Regions from separate parts of the Mus musculus genome. Here regions 2 and 3 are each linked to region 1. The links are chromatin loops, found by intact Hi-C in ENCODE. Cell type or tissue: left cerebral cortex. All regions are shown on one strand. Links, peaks and the distances in the headings refer to the core of each region. The heading gives the core; the rest is flanking DNA.

What was found. Peaks named below come from ENCODE experiments on the same cell type or tissue, not always from the same donor. Only the 100,000 strongest peaks of a DNase experiment are listed, where the experiment ranks them.
Region 2: a loop joins it to region 1, with 6 times the contacts of the local background. A loop is called at or near these places in 12 of 42 quality-filtered maps.
Region 3: it touches region 1 in a loop (3-fold over the local background); 3 of 42 quality-filtered maps call a loop at or near these places.

What each region holds. Positions count from the first base shown.
Region 1 is chr11:33,145,062-33,151,324 of GRCm38, forward strand. Fgf18 (fibroblast growth factor 18) reads right to left here and starts at 2,339. Exons shown (of 5, transcript NM_008005.2): 1 at 2,181-2,339; 2 at 1,984-2,020. The coding sequence starts at 2,212. RefSeq lists promoters at 2,156-5,606, 2,156-3,099 and an enhancer at 2,914-2,944. In left cerebral cortex, for the core only: CTCF peaks have their summits at 2,416 and 3,500; DNase peaks (open chromatin) are centred at 1,275, 1,672, 2,203, 2,325 and 2 more places; H3K4me3 peaks cover 1,828 bases; H3K27ac peaks cover 224 bases.
Region 2 is chr11:33,025,769-33,032,031 of GRCm38, forward strand. No RefSeq gene overlaps it. Among named protein-coding and RNA genes, the nearest start is that of Gm12111, 100 kb to the left of the region's middle. In left cerebral cortex, for the core only: a CTCF peak has its summit at 3,336 (motif pointing right); a DNase peak (open chromatin) is centred at 3,363.
Region 3 is chr11:32,638,437-32,644,699 of GRCm38, forward strand. Fbxw11 (F-box and WD-40 domain protein 11) reads left to right here and starts at 4,119. Exons shown (of 13, transcript NM_001271347.1): 1 at 4,119-4,499. The coding sequence starts at 4,455. In left cerebral cortex, for the core only: a CTCF peak has its summit at 3,908; DNase peaks (open chromatin) are centred at 4,065, 4,678 and 5,730; H3K4me3 peaks cover 2,511 bases; H3K27ac peaks cover 2,135 bases.

The sequences.
Region 1 (6,263 bases), core at 626-5,625:
TTTTCAAGGGCACCCCCAGCTGGTCCCAAGGATACAGATGAGGGGTTAAAAACATCGGTCCTATGCAGTTCCGTAAGTCTACAGGCTGGAGGGGACAAAGGGGCAAAAGAGGGGGGGGATGGAAAAGACGAGGCTCCCTCACCTGCATGAATCCTGCCTCTTGACCTAACCCAAGCAGACCACCCAGATCTTTCTCAAAGATGCTGGCTTAGTTCCGGCCAGGAGGTGGAGGTGGGAAGCAGAGTCCAGACTCCCTCCCTCACACTCCCATCAGAGAACACAAAGACCACCCGGCAGCCCCTCCAGGGTCCTCCTTAAAGAAGAACCAAGAGCAGCAATCATGCACAGGATTGGGCAGCGAGACCCAAAGGCTCCTTTCTGCCTCCACACCCATTTCCTCAGCTCCTGCCCAAGCTCAGCCCAGCCAGACAAGCAGAACCCCTGGAGTGACCCTGGAACCTGCCCTCTGCTTGGGAATTCAGCTGCAGACAGACTAGGCAGCCCATGCCTGGAACTGGCCTTTTCTTTAACATCCACCATTCCCCGACCCTGTCCCCCACCCCCTCACCACATAGGGTCACATCTGCTTTGGCAAACAGCCAGCGTTAAGTTACTGACTCCAGTTGTATTGATTCAAGAAGTCACTGGGGACCCCAGCCTGGCCAATAGAAGGAAAGAGCCATCAGTCTGTCCATCCATCTATCCTTTCAGCCCAGAGTCTCAACTGGTTTTGCACTGAGTTTCATGTCTGTCCCAAGGAACAGTGAAGATTGAACTAGGAACCACGGCCTCAGCTACACACACACACACACTTCCTTGTACCAGAAAACTGGGAGAACCACCTCTAGCTGGTGCACAGGGCTGTCTCCAGGCATCTCCAGAACTCAGAAGGCTACAACCAAGCATCTTCCCATTAGCCCTGCAAGGACACCTGCCTTTCACGGAGAGGGGGAGGGGACAGATAATCCTCTTTTGGCCTATGTCCAGTTTATTCTGGGTCCCCTCCCTTGTAGCTGTAGGTAGGTGGAGGTATTGGGCAGCTGGTGTTTCCTATTCTTATTGCCACCCCCCCCCACACACACACCCCGCCCCACACACACCATGCTGAGGCAGCCCTGGTCTGGTTCTAATCGGGGCTGAAGTCGACTCCCTACCCCCCCCCCCCTTTTCCTTCATTTCCACGGCTTTGGAAGCCAGAGCATTCCAACTGTCTGTGTGCCAAGACCTTCCCGAGTCTGAAAGCTGCTGAAGTAACAGATCAGATTTTAGCAAGTGCTTTCCAGGCTGAGCGCCAAGCCCTTTTCTGATTCACAGAGAGCGAACGGGGACCAGGCAGGGAACAAGCCCTGGGCTGCACCACCTTGGGCAAGGACATGTGGAGCAGAGCGCAGCAGGATGGGGAGAACTCTCTCTCTCTCTCTCTCTCTCTCTCTCTCTCTCTCTCTCTCTCTCTCTCTCCACACACACACACACACACACACACACACACACACACACACACACACAGAGTAATTTACAACTAAAGCTCTCTCTCTCTGGACTCAAAATCCACTTAGCTGAAAACAACCTTTTTGTCTGCAGGGACAAGCAAGCCGTAAAGGGACAGTTGGCATAAAAACCTCTAGGTCCCTACCTCGCCAGCTGTGGTCGGAGGTTGGAGTCCCACACATCACTCGGGCCAGAGTCAGCCCTCCGACTCTGAGAGATTTCCCTACCGAGGCTGACCGAGGCCGCGACAGTCTGCACTGGCTCAAGCAGTAGCTCCTAGCCCTTGGCCTGATACCGCCAGCGCAGGACGCGCGCGAAGCCGCCCTTCTGCGCCCTGGGAACAGGTGCACTGGGCTTGTTGCCCAGGAGGGGTGGGGCACCGAGAGGGGGCGCGGTCCCGGGAAGGGGGGTCGGCCAGCACCTCGAAGAAGAGCGCGCTGGGGTTGGCAGGGGGGTGGGGGAGAGACACGACTCGACTCTCAGGAGCCCACGTACCTGAACCTGGAAGCACAGCAGTAGAAAGTGTAAACACCTGCGGGAGAAAGAGGGAGAGGAGGTCAGTGAGATCCGAGGAAGGGGCACAGATAGACAGACAGACACGTAGCAGAAAGTCGGGCGGACAGACAGACAGAGCCACACACGCACAGGGACAGGCATCCAGGCAGGGTGGCCAGACCCGGGCGGGTGCTTACAGGCAAGTGCAGGCGGAGGGCGCTGAATACATCGCGGGGCGGGGGGGGAGGCGGCGGCTCCTAGCCCAGCCTGCACATGTCCGCTCCGCGCGGCCGGGACCGGGCGCCTCCGCCGCCGCCGCCGCCGCCGCCGCCGCTGCTGCTGCTCCCTCCTTGCCGGCTGCTTCTGCAGACTCTGCTGCTCCGGGGCGCTCCGCGGCGCGCCCTGCGGCATCAGCGCCCCGCGCGGCTCCTCCGGAGCGCTGCGCCCTCCGAGCCGGCGCGGGGGCTGTGGGGCGAACGCGGTGCGGGAGGAGCCCGGCCGGTGCGGGGAAGCTGGACTGAAGCGGGCGGACGGGAGGGCCGTCTGGACGTTCGCGAGACGCGGGCTGCGGGTTCAGTCCAGGGGCAGCATGCACGGCGGGTGCTGCGGCAGAGGCGCCGCAACCGGGACGCGAGGCTAGCGGGGCCGGGGTCAGCGCTCCGAGGCTGGGGCGCGCATCTGCAGTGCGAACGCGTCACGGCCGCTCCGTCTGGGCGCCCGCCGGCTCATGTCTCCTCCTCTGTGTCTCTCCGGCCGTGCGCATCGCCGCCTCCCACCGCTGGCGGCGGCCGGGGCGTTTTCTACGCGAGGGCGGCGAGGGGGCGGGGGGCCAGGGGCGGGTCCGGGCCCGCGCCGGCACAATGAGGATGCGGGGCCCGGGGGCTCCCCCCTCGGGGCGCGGCCGGACGGGCGCTCAGCGCGGCTGGGTGCGCCGCGCCCACATCAAAGCCGGCCCTGCCTGCTCGCCTGCCTGCCGCGGCCTCTCCGCTGCCTCCTCCTTCTGGCGGCTCAGGGTTGGAGGGGAGGCACTCAATACTGTCGGCAATGGGACTGGCCGTTCAGCATGGCAGAACCCACGAAGCTGGACCTGGTGAGCGCTGGAAGCCGTCGGAGCTCTCCGACACAAGGCTAATATTGGCCGAATGGAGCAGGCGGGGTTCCCAAAGAATGCTCACATTTGCTGTTCATATTCACATCCACTAGAGTTGGGAAGCAAGGGGAGGACAGACGAGGCCCGCCCGGTGGGGTGACTCAACTGAAAGGAGTCGTGTTTACCCTTACCCTTAGGCCACGCAAGATAGTGGCTTTTCCCAGACACACGCACCACCACCACAACCACCACCGTGGGATGACTACGCTAAGTAACGCCTTCTTCTGTTTTGCCGTAGGAGATGGCAAAGTCTCAGGGGCGTCTCTCTCCCTTCCCCCGCTCTGGGACTCTAAGGTCGGTTCTAGGGATTCCAGCTGCGTTCTCTAGTTAGGTGACCCGGGTTTTGGAAGCACACGGCTACCACCTAGCGGCTCAAAAATGTCGCTGTAACCTCGCCCCTGAATGGCTACATGCCTGGGAGTAGCCAGGACTCTGGTCAGCGCTCACTCCAGGTCCTCTTCAGTTCGCAATCTAAGCAGCTAGTTTTCCTGCCCTTGATCACCAACCCTGAACTTTTTCTGTCCTTCCATTAACCCCCAAATGTAGATATTGTTGTCAGAGGCCTGCCTCATTCTGTCTAGAGCCTGGGTCAGCCAAGTTCTGCTTTGGACTGATGCTAAAACAAACAGGTCACAGTGGGCAAGAAACTAGAGAACGAGCTCAAAATGCAAAACTCAGGAATTCGGATTATTTGATTTAAAGGCCTTGTGTCCGTAGCTGTGGTTGTTATTCCCCGTTCGCTGGAGCAAAGTGAAGAAGGTGCTGCTCGGTGGTGTTATTTCTCAAGTTATAGAAACATAGTATTTGTTCCAAGGACCAGACCTCCCTGTAAGCGACTTTCAGTTCTTTTTCAAAGTTGAGGCTAAGGGGGCAGTATTAAAAACAAATCCTGAAAACCTTTGCGAAATCGAGTTGTTGAGAGAATTGTTGCATGAAAGGAAGTTGATTTTATGTTTATTGTCTGGGCTGCCTGAACTAGCCTTGCAAAGTTACTAGTAACTTCCTAAATTCTGGAACCAACCAACCAATAGAGTGAAATGACAAACCACAAATAGGGCTGAACCAAAAAGTGGTCTTGCTTTACAGACTGGCACACGTGTATCTGCTGACATGTTTCATGTATCTTCTGGCTAAAATTAATTTTTTCCTATCTGCACTTTATTAGTTTTTCATTACTTTTGAATACAATGGGTAACTATTGTCCCACCTACAGTGGTTTGATGACCTCAGTCATCACACAAGACAGTCCCAAAAATTTGGTGGTCTGAGGACATTAATTCAAGAATCAAAAGTTCTGGTGCTGGGGGGTGTAGCTTGGTAGACTCACAGTTCAATTCCCAACACCCACTAGAAAATGGATAGAAGCATTCAGCTCTATGTGATCCCAGCCACTCAGGTAGAAGCTGCAGATCAGCTCAGGCTTATGCTTGGGTTCAGCCAGCTAGTGGTCCACCTGGGTGCTACATAGGCCCTGTCTCAGAAAAGGGATAGGGGCTACTGAGCTGGCTCAGCAGTTGAGTATTTGAGTACCTGCACATGTGGCATAGTTAGTCCTAGACTTGAATGTTCTTCCTTGCCTGCCAAAAGACTTGAGCATACAATGAGATGGGGCACATTATAAAGACAAAGGCAAACTAATAGCTATAATCCCTATCTTTTCATATTTCTCAATTTTGTGTAGAAACCAACCTTTTCTTAGAGTTGAATCATCAAAACTCTGTTGAGTTCAGTCACTTAAATTAGGTCACTTTTCAATTACACCCTGAAGCCCAGTTAAGCGTTAATATACATATTGAATGACTTTTGAAATGTTCAAAATGGCACTAAGTGCTAACTTGAAACTCACTCCACTGCTGTTTGTGGTCCTATTATGTTGCCAGTCCTGAGACAAGATACGCCCCCCCCCCCAAAAAAAAAACAGTGGGGGGATGGCAATAAGATGTGTTCATAGGATTCAACTTTAGCCCATGTTAAGACAGGAAATAATCTAACCAAGTTGTTCTTTGACTTCCACATGTAGATTTTAACTCATGTGTGTACACACACCCCACATGCACACTAAATCTCCAGATTATCAAGAGCAATGAAGAGATACTAGACCTTTTTTTATCCAGTGTTCTGAAGAATACAAAGTTAACGGCAGATAGTCCAAAGAACTTGGCAACATGAAGCTAAGACCAAAGGTAGGAATATTTCATGTGTGTGGGAGACAAGTGAGAAAGTTTCTGGGTGACAGGCATTACCAGGGACAGTAGTGAAGAACAGGCAGGCAGGCCTTAGTAAGGAACCAGGTAGCCAACAACATTCTTTCTTAAAGGTTTACATTCATTTTAATGCATCAATTTTGACAAATCACAATCACCTCTTAATCTCCCTCTACAGTGCTCCACAGGACTCTTGCCCCTTCCAGTGAATCCAGTGAGTCACCTGCTGCTACTAGACATGCTTGACCACTAAAACAGGTACTTGGCCAGGTATAGTGGCATGCACATCATCTCAGCACTGGGCAAGCTGAGGTAGGAAAATTTGAATTCCAGGTCAGCCTGGTCTACAAATTCAGGACAGCCAGGGTTATTACATGGAGAATAATCTCACCACCAACAACAAAAACAAACCAGGTACTTCTAACTGAACCAGCAAATTTTAAAGTCTCTAAGACTCAACTATTCTACTGGTTGATAGCCTGCAATTTTAACCTATTCCCAGAATCCAAACCCCACTAAGTCCCAAACCTAAAAAAAAACTTGATTCCTTAAGCCAAATCAAGGTACTTGCATGTTTTGACAACACCACATAAAGCTACTCTTGTTCAGTTTGCATAACTTCTCTGCCTGTGCTCCAGCAAAAACTGCTTTAACTGAGCTCTGTAGTTCTTGCACAAGTAGTTTACACCAACAGCTTGCACTGCAGACAGAAATTACAGTTCAGTCACAAGTGGGCTACCTAGCAAAGCTTAATAAGCTTTGAGATACTGGGCAGTGGTGGCCTTTAATCCCAGCACTTGGGAGGCAGAGGCAGGCAGGTTTCTGAGGCCAGCCTGGTCTACAAAGTGAGTTCCAGGATAGCCAGGGCTAGAGAAACCGTCTTGAAAGATCCAAAAAAAAAAAAAAAAAAAAAAAACTGACATGTA
Region 2 (6,263 bases), core at 814-5,813, 120 kb before region 1:
ATCCTTAATTGTACTATGCTCAAGCTGAGAACACCTTAATTCTCCACCAGTGTTGATCTCAGAGCACAAACAGTACAGCAATGAAAGACGTTTGCTGCTAACCCTCAAACAGCACAGGTGAGTTTTAAAATAATTTTCTTGCATGAAAATGTCAAATGAAAGACTCTATATGGTATGAGTTTTTTTATATAAAATTTCAGAAAGTCGAGGGCTAATGTGGTTGAGAGAGCGGGCAGGTCAGTGTTGCCTAGGGAACGGAGGGTAGGAAGGAGAGGAGACTCTGTGCTGGCAGAGGCCTGTGGGACGTTTGCAGCTTTAGGCTTTAGTTTTCAAGCTGTGTGATTTGAACTGTGCATTTTATGGCATGTGATATCTCAATAAACTCAGTGTAAAAGTCTGGGGCTGACTTCATGCTCTGGCAAACTATGCAGAATCAAGCAACTCATTCTAAATATAGACACACAGACAAGGGAAAGCCTTACACATTTAGGCACAGGAATTAAGAGAATTTACTATGTTGAGATCTGAAAGATGAGCTTCAGGCAGGAGGATAATCATCTTTGAGGAAACTGCTGAAATGTCAGCCGGAATATTGAATGTGTGTAAATCTTAGTAGATGAGGTTATTTTTTTTTTAAAAGGCAGTGAAATCTAGTTTGGGGAGAGAAATAAGATAGAGTAAAAATACCAATCCAAACAACTGGTAAGATCACTTGCAGGTGACGTCATTGTTCAGCAGGGAGAAATATTCGCAGAGTTTAGTCTTGTTTGCATAAGGGAAGATGCATGCTGAAATTTCTGGAATAATCAAAAAGTTAAAAAGTTCCTAAAAATCTTACTGATCAAAGAAGTAGTAGCAGGTCAGAACATTTAAAAATTAAAAGCTGAAAGATAATCAAACTCTCTGTATATTAAAATCCCTGCAATGCAGTTACTGCTGAACCCTTGGGGAAAGGCACAACCCTCAATAGTTATATTTTTTAATTGAATTAGTTTTTAAACATACATGTTTAAGTGTATATATTCATAAGGTAGCATGTGATTAATTGATACATTACCACATTCTGTGGTAATTAAATTTTAATTAAATTTAAAGTATCTATCACCTCAGAAGAAAGCTCAAAATGACTTAGTTAGGGTTTCTATTGCCATGAAGGGACACCATGACCATGGCAACTCTTTTTTTTGCTTGTTTGTTTTTTGTTTTTTGAGACAGGGTTTCTCTATGTAGCCCTAGCTGTCCTGGAACTCACTCTGTAGACCAGGCTGGCCTCGAACTCAGAAATCCGCCTGCCTCTGCCTCCCGAGTGCTGGGATTAAAGGCGTACGCCACCACCACCCGCCATGGCAACTCTTATAAAGAAAACATTTAATTGGGGCTGGCTTACAGTTTCAGAGGTTTGGTCTGTTATCATCATGGCAGAAAGCATGGCAGCACACAGGCAAGCATGGTGCTAAAGGAGCTGCGAGTTCTACATGGAGATTCGCTTGCAGCAAGAAGAGCAAGACACTGTGGGCTTAGAGCGGACTTTTGAAAGCTCAAAGCCCGCCCAGAGTGACACACTTCCTCTAATAAGGCCACACCTATGACAAGAAGGCCACACCTCCTCATAGTGCCACTCCCTATGGGTCTATGGGGTCATTTTCATTCAAACAACCACAATTACAAACATAACAGTATAAGCTCAAAGAATATGTTAACGAATGTAATGAGAGAAAGTATCGAGAAATAAAACTTCTTCTTAGAAGACTAACAGACACATCTCTGATCATCCTGTTCTTAAAAAAAAAAAGAGAAAAAGCACAATGAACAATTTTAAAAAATGAAAAAATAAAAACTGGTATAATTTATGTTAAATAAACAACACAAAAAATTATGGAGAGCTTCACCAAGTTATTGAAAAACAGAGACAAAAGAACAATTCTTTTCATAGGCGATTCATTAAAATTGACTTAAGAAGAAATGGAAAGCCTGTAGGCTAATGACATGTGAGTTAGAACCAGCCACTTCCCTCCCTACAGAGGAAGCTCGGGGTCGGGCTGTGAGTGCCCTATCATCCAGAAAACTTGATCTTAGATGTTTTGTTCCTCATAGAATCAAGTACATGAAAGGGCATTTTATGAGTTTAATTTACTCTTGATTAGAAAGTCAGGAAATGATGGGACACTGAAGGAATGTCTCTCATCCTTAAATGCATAAAACTCTCAACAAAATTTTACTAAGCTTTGCAGAAATGTATACTTTTAAGAAAACGTTATTTAGTAAAATATAAAGAAATGCTTTATAAAACAACAACTTTTTTTTGTTTGTTTGTTTTTGTTTTTTGTTTTTTGTTTTTCGAGGCAGGGTTTCTCTGTGTAGCCCTGGCTGTCCTGGAACTCACTCTGTAGACCAGGCTGGCCTCAAACTCAGAAATCCGCCTGCCTCTGCCTCCCGAGTGCTGGGATTAAAGGCGTGCACCACCACATTCTAAAGGAAAAGAGACACTGAAGAGGAAGGTGAAAAGAGACAAGAAATGCCAGAGACAATCTGATAAGATGACAGAGTCACAGATAAGCACAAACTTGGTAACTTGTGTCCATGAACATGCACTTCTCAAGCTGGCCCCCAGAGAGCTTAACAAGAGTGATCACCAAGGCTGCCATCTTGTTATCTGAGGCTGGGGGATAACATAATGAGTGGTTTTATGTTATGTTATTTCATTTTAACTTTTTAATTAATTCTTTGTGAATTTCATATCATCTCCCTCATCTTCCCATCCCTTCATATCCATTCTCTGAAACCTCCCACCCTACCCCACCCCAAAATTTAAAAAAAATCTCATCATGGAATCTGCAGAACCAGTGTGTCCCACAATATTCCCTTTCGTAGCCTTGGCTGTCCTGGAACTCACTCTGTAGAGCAGGTTGCCTCCCAAATGCTGAGATTAAAGGTTCGCACCGCCAGTTCCTGACAGCCAGGATCTTCTTACTATTTGTTTGTTCATTTATTTACTTATTTATTTATTTATAACAGAATCTCCTGTGGCCTAGGCTGGCCTTGAACTCCTGATCTACTTCCTTGTGCTGAGATCAATTGGCTGTGCCACCATGCCCAGATTTGTCCACATATCTTTTCTTGCAAATGTTCACTGCAATGAGTCTCTGGCTTCTGCTACTCTATCAATACTGGAACCTCACCAGGACTCCTCTCAGATGTCCTGTTGTTGCCTTGTGTCATGGGGATCTATAGGATCTTCATGGTCTCTGGCAGTTCATAGATGGAGTAGATGTTGGGGTGGGCCAACTTAAAGCCCTGGATCTGGACCTGGGTGCTAGCTCTCCCACACCCTCACCACTAGGAGGAGCTCTCTAGCATAGCCCTAGCTAGCTCACCCAGTGCTGCAGCTAACAAGGGGCAAAACAGCTCTCCTGCTCTCATGACTTCAGGCCAACTCATCTGTGTCCACAGCATCAGGGCCAACTCTACTGTGCTGTCCAGTCAAGGTGCAACTCTGCATGGCACTTGGATATCAACATGGTCCCAGGTGGCAACCCTGACCAGGGATGCACTCGTGGCCTCTGTTGGTAATATGAACCACTAACATTGACACAGACCCCTGCTGCCCCATGGCCCCCATTGGCAGCCCAGGGTGGGGCTTCAGCAAGGCCTCAGGTAGCATGGCAAGCTACTCACAACACGCTACTCCTTTCCACCCTTGTTCTCCAGTTCAGCCTCTCTTCATAGTACTTCATAGAACAGTACTTCTTCTCTTTCTCTCCCATCTCTTTCCCACATCCTTGCACATTATAATGTCTCCTCCCAAGGGCCATCCATGCAGTGAGCAGGCCTCTGAGTGTCTTCCATCCCCCTGCACTGCATGGCAGAGGAGTGGGCCTTTATGTGTATGTGTTTGTTTTGTGTGTATGTCTACATGCATGTATAGCCCATGGAGGTCAGAAGAAGGCTTAGATCCCAGAGAACTGGAGTTACAGAAGGTTGTGAGACACCATATGAGTGCTGAGAAAGGAAGTCAGGTCTCCTGCAAGTTCAACATGTGCCCTTAACTGCACAGCCATCTCTCCAGCCTTTGTATTCTTTTTAAGCAAGCATAGTAATTGGTTTCCCCACACAGACTGTCTTTTACAGTCAATGCTTCTTTCTTTGCTGCTTCTGGTCTCACCTGTGCTGTCAGGCCTTGAGGAATAGCCAGAAGCTCAGATCACCCCTCTGGGCATTCACTGCTATCAACGGCATCCCAGGACAACCAGGCCTTATTGATCAGTTACCTTCCACAGCCACAAGCATATAGCCATGGGCTCAGCTGTGGCACTAGTCCTGGGCAGCACCCTGACAGGGCCGTCAGAGAGGGAAGCACAGAGTCTGCCCAACCTGCCATCCCACAGACCCCTGACCATCCTGCCCAGCACCTATAAAACCAAGCAGTTATCCAGACTACCTGACCATTCAGAGTGACCTATCCCTAGGCAGTGTGAATACAGCCACAGTCTGAGCTCCCTGAGCTGGCATGGTCCTGCACTTATCCAAACCACTGTTTGAAGCTGTGCCTGAGACTGGGCGAAAAGACAGGACTTGTCTTGTGTTTGTGTGTTTGTTTGTTTATTCGTTTATTTTGAGGCAGTGTTTCTTTGTGTAGCTCTAGTTGTCCTGGAACTCACTCTGTAGCCCAATCTGGCCTCAAACTCATAAAGATCTGCCTGCCTCTGCCTCCCCAAGTGCTGGAACTAAAGGCATGTGCCACCACTCTACTCTGCAAGACTTTACACTCAGTAGATTAACACAAGATGTAAATGTGCTTATTTAAAAGAGTTTATTTTAATAATAATAATAATAATAATAATAGCTTTCATTCTGGCATTTTCACAAAAACACACACCATTATACTTTTTTTTTCCATTTTATTTATTCCTGTCCCCCTTGCCCTCCTCCATTCCTCCTGCTGATCCTCCCCTCAGTCCATGCAATCCTCTCTTCGGCTTTCACATCCCTTGAATTCTATTGCCCTCTCCTTTTTCCACTTTCATGGTTTCTTTTCTACTTTCATGAGTTACACACACACACATGCAGAGCCTTAACATAACAATTTCTGTGACTATAGCTCAGTTGGCAGAGGCTTGCTAGCATGCACAGAACCCTGGGCTCCTTTCTCAGAACCATGGAAATAGAGTGTGGTGACCAATGCTGTAACTACAGCGCTAAGGAAGTGGAGGCAGGAGGACCCAGGACTCAGGGAATGTTGTGTCTTGGTCTATGTACTATTGCTGTGAAAAGAAGCCATGACCACAGCAACTCTTATTAAAAAAAAGAAAACATTTACTCAGGGCTGGCTTATAGTTTCAGAGGTCCAGTCCATTATGTCATGGTGGGGAGTATGGAGGCATGCAGGCAGACATGGTGCTGAAGAGGTAGCTGAAAGCTCTACATCTGGATCTGCAGGCAGCTGGAAGAGAAAGCAACTGGGCCTGGAGTGACCTTTGAAACTCCAAAGTCCTCCCCACAGTGACACACTTCCTTCAACAAGGCCACACCTCCTAACCCTCCTCAAGTAGTGCTTCTCTCTGACTAAGCCTTCAAACATATGAACATATTTTGAGCTCCATTTGCATCTGTTTGCCTGCAAATGTCAGGATTTCATTTTTCTTTATGGCTGAACATGTATCACTGAGTGTTCATTGCATGCACATTTTCTTTATTCATTTATCTGTTGTTTGTTGTCTAAGCTGTTCGTGAGAACAGTAAACATGAGTATGAGAGCATCTTTTTGTAGTGTTAACTTACTTTGAGTGGCTATCTGAGAGTGTATACCCATCATAGAGTTCTACGTTTTGTTTTTTCTTTCTTTCAAATTTTCTTTTTTAAATTAATTAAATTTTTTAATTTTAAAGTTAAAAATGGATTTTTTTCATACAATATATTGTGGTTACAGTTCCCTGTCCCCCAGTTTCTCCCAGATGCTCCCCACCTCTCTACCCATCCGAATCCACTCTCTTCCAAACCGCTTTCTTTCTCCCTGACATCAGAAAACAAACAGGCATCAAAAAATAAAATCAAAGAAGAAAAGATAGAAACAAACAAACCGAAATGGAGCAAACCAAACAGAAAAAAACAAAGCCAAAGAAAAAATAGACACAGATGTAAACACACACACACACACACACACACACACACACACTTGCACACACAGAAACCCCATAAAAATACAAGATTGGAAAACATAATAGATGAGAAAAAAACTGTAAGGTTGGTTGTTTTTTTTTAATGCC
Region 3 (6,263 bases), core at 814-5,813, 510 kb before region 1:
ATGAACACACATCATTCAGACAGGCAGGCAGGCAGACAGACACCCCAGCCCTTCATACACACACAGAGTGGGGTGGAATGAACGCTGTGAGGCAGTCTGTAGTACATTTGCTGCTTGGGTCACCAAAGCAATAGGAAAGAAGGTACAACAGAGGCAGGACCAGGAGCCCCTTCATTTTGCCACACCTGTGATCTCTGCTCATGAAGTTAAGCACAGTCTGCATGCTCCAGCATCTCAAAGGACGGCAAGGTGTGTGGGCTTGGAGCCAACTGCTAACAGGCACACATATAGGTTACTGCAGATAAATGAATACATCTGACTATGTGTGGTATGCACCTCCTGGCATGGTCATCTGAGGTCCACACTCCGATGTCTAGCGAGACCTCATCATCATGTTGAGGGTCATTGGTCCACACCTCTTCACTGTCAGCACGCCTTGTAAACCTTGGCCCAGAGCTGTCTGAAGCTCTGGACAGAAACTGCCTTATGACTTTCTTCGGCCTTTGTCTATGATCAGATCTGATCACCAGCTAGCACCAAGCCTGAAGCAATAAGAATCCCTGCACACCCGGGTTCTTTCTAAGAGGTCAGAGCAAGGAGGTCAGCCTTGGCTCAGCTTATGTAAGTCTTCTGTCATAAACATGCTTTTTAAAAATCTCTTTGAGCGTTTGGAATCCAAGCCAATAATTTTAGTTTTCTTTTTCTTTTCATGAGGCATATGATTTTAATTAAAGGACGGAAACTGTGAGCTTTTTTGATGCCAGGGGTTGCAAACTCAGATATCCCCAGGGATTTAGCATTCAAATGAGAAGCATGCAGATTGCTATGGTGTGAATGTGGCACCAAAGCTTTGGTTGAAACGAGTCCCCATTGTGAGGGTTAGGTCATTTTACTCTCATCAGTCATTTAACCCCTTCATAGATTAATGGGCTAATAAGGGAGTTGCATGGCTATGGAGTGAGCTTTCTCTGGTTAGCTTGCTATAGCATCTTGCCATGTGATGACCACTGCCTGCAATGACCTAGGGAAGGCACTGGCAAGCAGATGCTGGCACCTTGCTCTTACCATGAACTAAACCAGTTTCCTTTTTCTTTCTTTCCCCCCTTAGACAGAGTTTCTCTGTGTAGCCTCGGCTATCTTGAAACTCACTTGAATTCACAGAGCTTGGCCTACTTCTGTCTCCTACGTGCTAGGATTAAAGGGTGCACTGACACTGCCCAGCTTTAGTTTCTTTACACGTCATCTATTCTCACATATTCAATACAGCAGCAAAAAAAAAATGGACTGAGTTCAAGGAGTAATGGGAATGGTGGAAGCTTACTTATATAGAGACACTTTCTGAAAGGAAGGTAGAGGATGCTGAGCCACTGAGTACTGTCATCATATAGATCTAAAAGTCAGAGAAATTAAAATTAAAATGTAAAGTTAAGATTTGTTTGTTTGTTTTTTTCGAGACAGGGTTTCTCTGTGTATCTCTGGCTGTCCTGGAACTCCCTCTGTAGACCAGGCTGGCCTCAAACTCAGAAATCTGCCTGCCTCTGCCTCAAAAGTGCTGGGAGTAAAGGCGTGCGATACCACTACCCGGCCTTAAGGTTTATTTTTTAACTCTGTGTGTGTTGAGGTATGTGCACAGGTGTGCCTGCGGAGACTACCAGAGAGCATCAGTTCTTCCAGAACTGGAGTTCCAGGCAGCTGTGAGCTTCCTAGTGTGGGTACTGGGAATTGAACTCAGGTCTCCAGGAGCACTCTTAGCCATTGAGTCCATCTCTTTAGTCCTCCAAAAGTGTGAAACTTCTAACTGATTAATTTTGGCAGTGCTATGGGTTGAACCCAGGACCTTCAGGTTATGGATATGCCAGAGGGTTTTTTTTTTGTGTGTGTGTGTGTTGTTTGTTTTGTTTTGTTTTTTGGTGACACGGTTTCTCTCTGGTTAACTGCCCTGGCTGTCCTAGAACTCCTTTTGCAGATCAGGTTGGCCTTCAATTCACAGAGCTCCACTTGCCTCTGCCTCCTGAGTGCAAGGATTAAAGGCGTGTACTACCACACTCAACATGTGAAGATTTTTAAAACAAGGAATGTGGTAGTCTAGGCTAGACAAACACATGGGAGGTTCATACTCATCCTGTGGCCCCTACATGCTATAGTGTATGAAAGGTCCTGGCATTTTCAAGGTCTTGGCTGCATTGGTGAAGCCTAATAGACTAGTCTTTCAGTATCCATAGAACTTCCCACACTCGATATGGGCTTGGACTTGCTTTGACTGATGCGGCAGTCAGACCTTGATAAGCATCTGCTGATGGCTCTTGCCCTTTTTTGAGCCACCCTCCAGAAGCTTGGGAGGCCCCATGTGTAACCTCAGCTGATATATATATCACATTGGTCCAGATGAGCTTGCTTAATTTACGTAATTGTATAAGATAATAAGCCATTGTTATTCTAAGCCACCACGCCTTGGAATGGATGGTTATGTCACAATAGGTAACTGAAACAAAGGTCATTTAACCTAACCTCCTCATTACACTTCTGACTGTCCCAAGTCCAGAAAGGGAAGAGAGTTTGGGGAAAACCAGACAGCAAGGTATTGGCAGTAACTCCAATTCTGGGCTTTTCCCAGTTGCTTTTCTTTCAATCTCTTGGTGAAAGCCACTAGATAAAGATTCAAAGTCTATCTGCAGGGGATTTACACTGTGATGTGGATGTATACAGATTACTGTAATGCCTTGCTCCCTGGGAATCGTTAGAGTACTAAGTCATCCTCTTTACAGGGGCAAAGAATTGAAACAAACTTGAGAAGCAGGCAAGCAGGCACTGCTACTGTGAAGTGGGCTGGGTACAATGAGCCAGGCCCTTGAGACACTTTATAACAGCTCTGACTGCCAGGTCTCCTGTAAACATAAACAACTTAACAGTCCGTCAACATTAGACAAGGCCATTCTGTGGCCTTAGCTTATGGATCAAGACAAAAACAAGACCACCCCATAATCATTTGTGAACACAGATAAAACATGGACATTGTCCAAGTCCCTGAAACACAGCTACAAGACTAAACACTTGAATCTGGCTAACAGGAGAGGCTGTCAACAATTACTGGATTAGTTTTAATCTAATATAACTTCCCATAGATAAGGCTGAGGTGCCCAGTCTTATACCCCCACTTCCCGGCAGTATCTGCTCCAAAGCCCCTTCAAATCCTTTTCTACATTACCTAAGGTCTCTTACTGAGACGTCCCTGCTTCATCATGGTGTATGTTCATTTCTACTTCAGCTAGGAAAAAACCCACCTTGTTCAACTATCAGCGTGTTCCTGGGGGCTTTTGGTTCGAGGGTATTGACAGACTTGGAAGTCACAAGGAGTTAGAGGTTCTCTGAAGTCTCTAGATGCGTTTCTTCATATCATTTCTAACTCTTAGTCAATGTCTGCTGTCTTCCCACTAGAATTAAGCTGAATAAGAACAGAGGTCTCTCCGGTCATTCCCAGTGCTTAGGGCAGTACTAGTAGAAACTGAATGCTTAAAAATAAGTGTCTTCGGCCGGGCGGTGGTGGCGCACGCCTTTGAGGAGGTGGAGGCAGGCAGATTTCTGAGTTCGAGGACAGCCTGGTCTACAAAGTGAGTTCCAGGACAGCCAGGTATACAGAGAAACCCTGTCTCGGAAAAAAAAAAAAGTGTCTTCAAAATGTATAGCTTCTTTCTCATGGCTCAGCTCCTCCCAGTCAGTGTGGCAGATCTCCACACACCGCTTTCCCAGCTCAGTCTCCAAACTCTTAGATGCCCATCTTCCTTTAATTGTGTCTTCGACCTCGCGGGCCCCCTCCCACACTTCCTAGTGCAACCTGGGACCCACCTGTCTCCACCATCTGTCCCTACCAAATGCAACACACACGGAACGGCAGCGCTGCAGCCTAGACGACTAGTGGGCACCGCAGACACCCACTGCGCATGTGCGGAGATCGCTCGCTCGCACTGCAAAGATCTCCGACAAGTGAGGAGTTGCCTCGGAGTTTCCGTCCAGGTCCGTGCGGCTACGGGCTGCCAGGAAGTCAGGAACGACCAACCGGAAGAAGACCTCGCGCGCGAGGATTTCTGGGACAAGTAGTCGCGGCGCTCGCGAGGCCCTATCGCGAGCAAGCCCTAGATACTCCAGCTCTGCACGTCCGGCACTCACAGCCCTGCGCTCCCCTAGGTGCTCTCTCCGGTGGCAGAAGCCGGCAGATTGGACCAAGCGGCTTCTTGCTCCCACAAAGCTGCGCGAGCCGCCGCGGCTGCCGGGAGTTGTAGTCTTCGCTGTGCGTCCTGCGTCGGCCGAGGGTGAGGGCGGAGCTGCGGGCGGCCCGGGCGGGCTGGCAGCTAGAGTGGGTGCGAGAGCTGCCTCCACCGCCGCCGCCGCCACCGCCTCCTCCGCCCGGGCCGATCGCTGCTGAGCGGAGAGAGCGAGGCGGGGCCGCCGGGGCCGCCATGGAGCCCGACTCGGTGATTGAAGACAAGACCATCGAGCTCATGGTGAGTGCGGCCCACTGGCCTTCAGTTCTTCCGGCCGGCCGGCGGCCGGGGGGCCTGCCCACCCCGGCGTCCGCGCCAGGCCAGCCCTCGTTCCCCGCCGCCTGGGCCCGGCCGCCCCCCTGCTATGGCTCGTTGCTGACGCTTCGCGCTCTTGGGCCGGCACGGCCTCCACTCCCCGCGGCTCCCCCAACCCCCTCCTTGCCGGGCTCCGGCCAGTCTCCGGCGCCCCAGCCTCGCTCCTGCCGGAGCCACTGCTCACTCTTGCCTTGCCATCACACTCTGTTTTTAGAAGGGGATTTCTTTTTCCCTTCCCTGGATTCCTCTGGCCGGGCCTGCATCGCGCCTCCCAGCCTCGCTCAAGCTGAGGGTGATGGTGGTGGAAGGGAGTCCGAGACCAGTTGGAGCCGCTTCGGCCTCCATAACCTAGGCGCGGGGGGTGGGGTGGGGTGGGGTGGGGTGGGTGGTAGGGGTGGGTCTCAGCACCCTCGCCCCAAGCTACCGCTGTATGGATGCCAGGATAGCCCCATTGGACTGGGATGTTGGGGGTGCCTACGAGTCTGAGGCTGTTCCGGATAAGGGGCCTATTTTCCGGGCCCCTGCGGTGTCAGGCTTCTTGGACAAAGGGTTTCCTACCCTGCCGTGAAGGATGTTTGTATAGCAAGGCCCTAGGTACTCTTGAATTCCATCCCCCAGGAAAGGGAAACCATAACTTTTATCATTTGGGAAATGAGAGGGGAGGGAGAAGAGGTCGCGCTCATCACTGCCACCCTCTCTTATTTTAATAATAAAAAATGGGAGGGGGGTTTCTTGGCCCACGGATAAGCAGCGATCCCTGTACTGTTAGGAACCATTGGTAGCCAGCCTGGTCAGGTCTCCCCGGACACCCCTAACCCGTTTCTGACCTCAGACTTGGTGCTAGAAAGGTTTTTGGAAACAGGACTCTGAGTCTGGGAAAGTGAAGGATTTGCTCATTGGCGGAAGAAATAAAGTATGGCTGACTGGTATTACCTGCCAGTTTGAACGTGAGGGAAATCAAACTGGGCCCAGGAGAGTTGGGGAGGAAATCAGCCTCTGCAAATGAACATACAAAGGGCTTCTTCCTGTGAAAACCTTGATAGTTTTCTTTGTATCTCTACTGATATAGTAACAACTAGTATCTGCTCCACAGTATTAAGAAAAGGTGAAAGATCTGCTGAACTTAGCAAGATGTTTTCCTCGTCAGAGTTTCTCCAGTGTGAATCGCTTATTGAGTCAGTGATTCCACTGGGTAGGGTTGGTGACATCAGAGCCACTTCCCCCATTTAATGCTATAAATAATAAATGGTGATACTGAAAGTCTGTTGGATAGCCTCATGGTTTCTGTGGATGATGTTATCCAGGGAGCTGAGGTACACGTTTTAAAATGGAAGTATAGTAGCATAAAATACAGAGTCTCATGTCTGCTGGACTCTGCACAATGTGCAGAACTGGATTGTTGAAAATTAAACCTGGAAGTTTCTGGTTGGTTGTATGTGTTGAAAGGAATTCTGTCACTTTATCTTCAGGTTCTGAGGACTTTTTTCCATTTTCAGAATCGAATTGTTGGTTATAACAGTTTGGGAAACTTTGATAGTTATTTTAACAAAATACCTTTTTTTTTTTTTTTTTTTTTTTTTTTGGTTTTTGGTTTTTGGAGACAGGATTTCTCTGTGTAGCCCTGGCTGTCCTGGAACTCACTCTGTAGACCAGGCTGGCCACCAACTCAGAAATCCGCCTGCCTCTGCC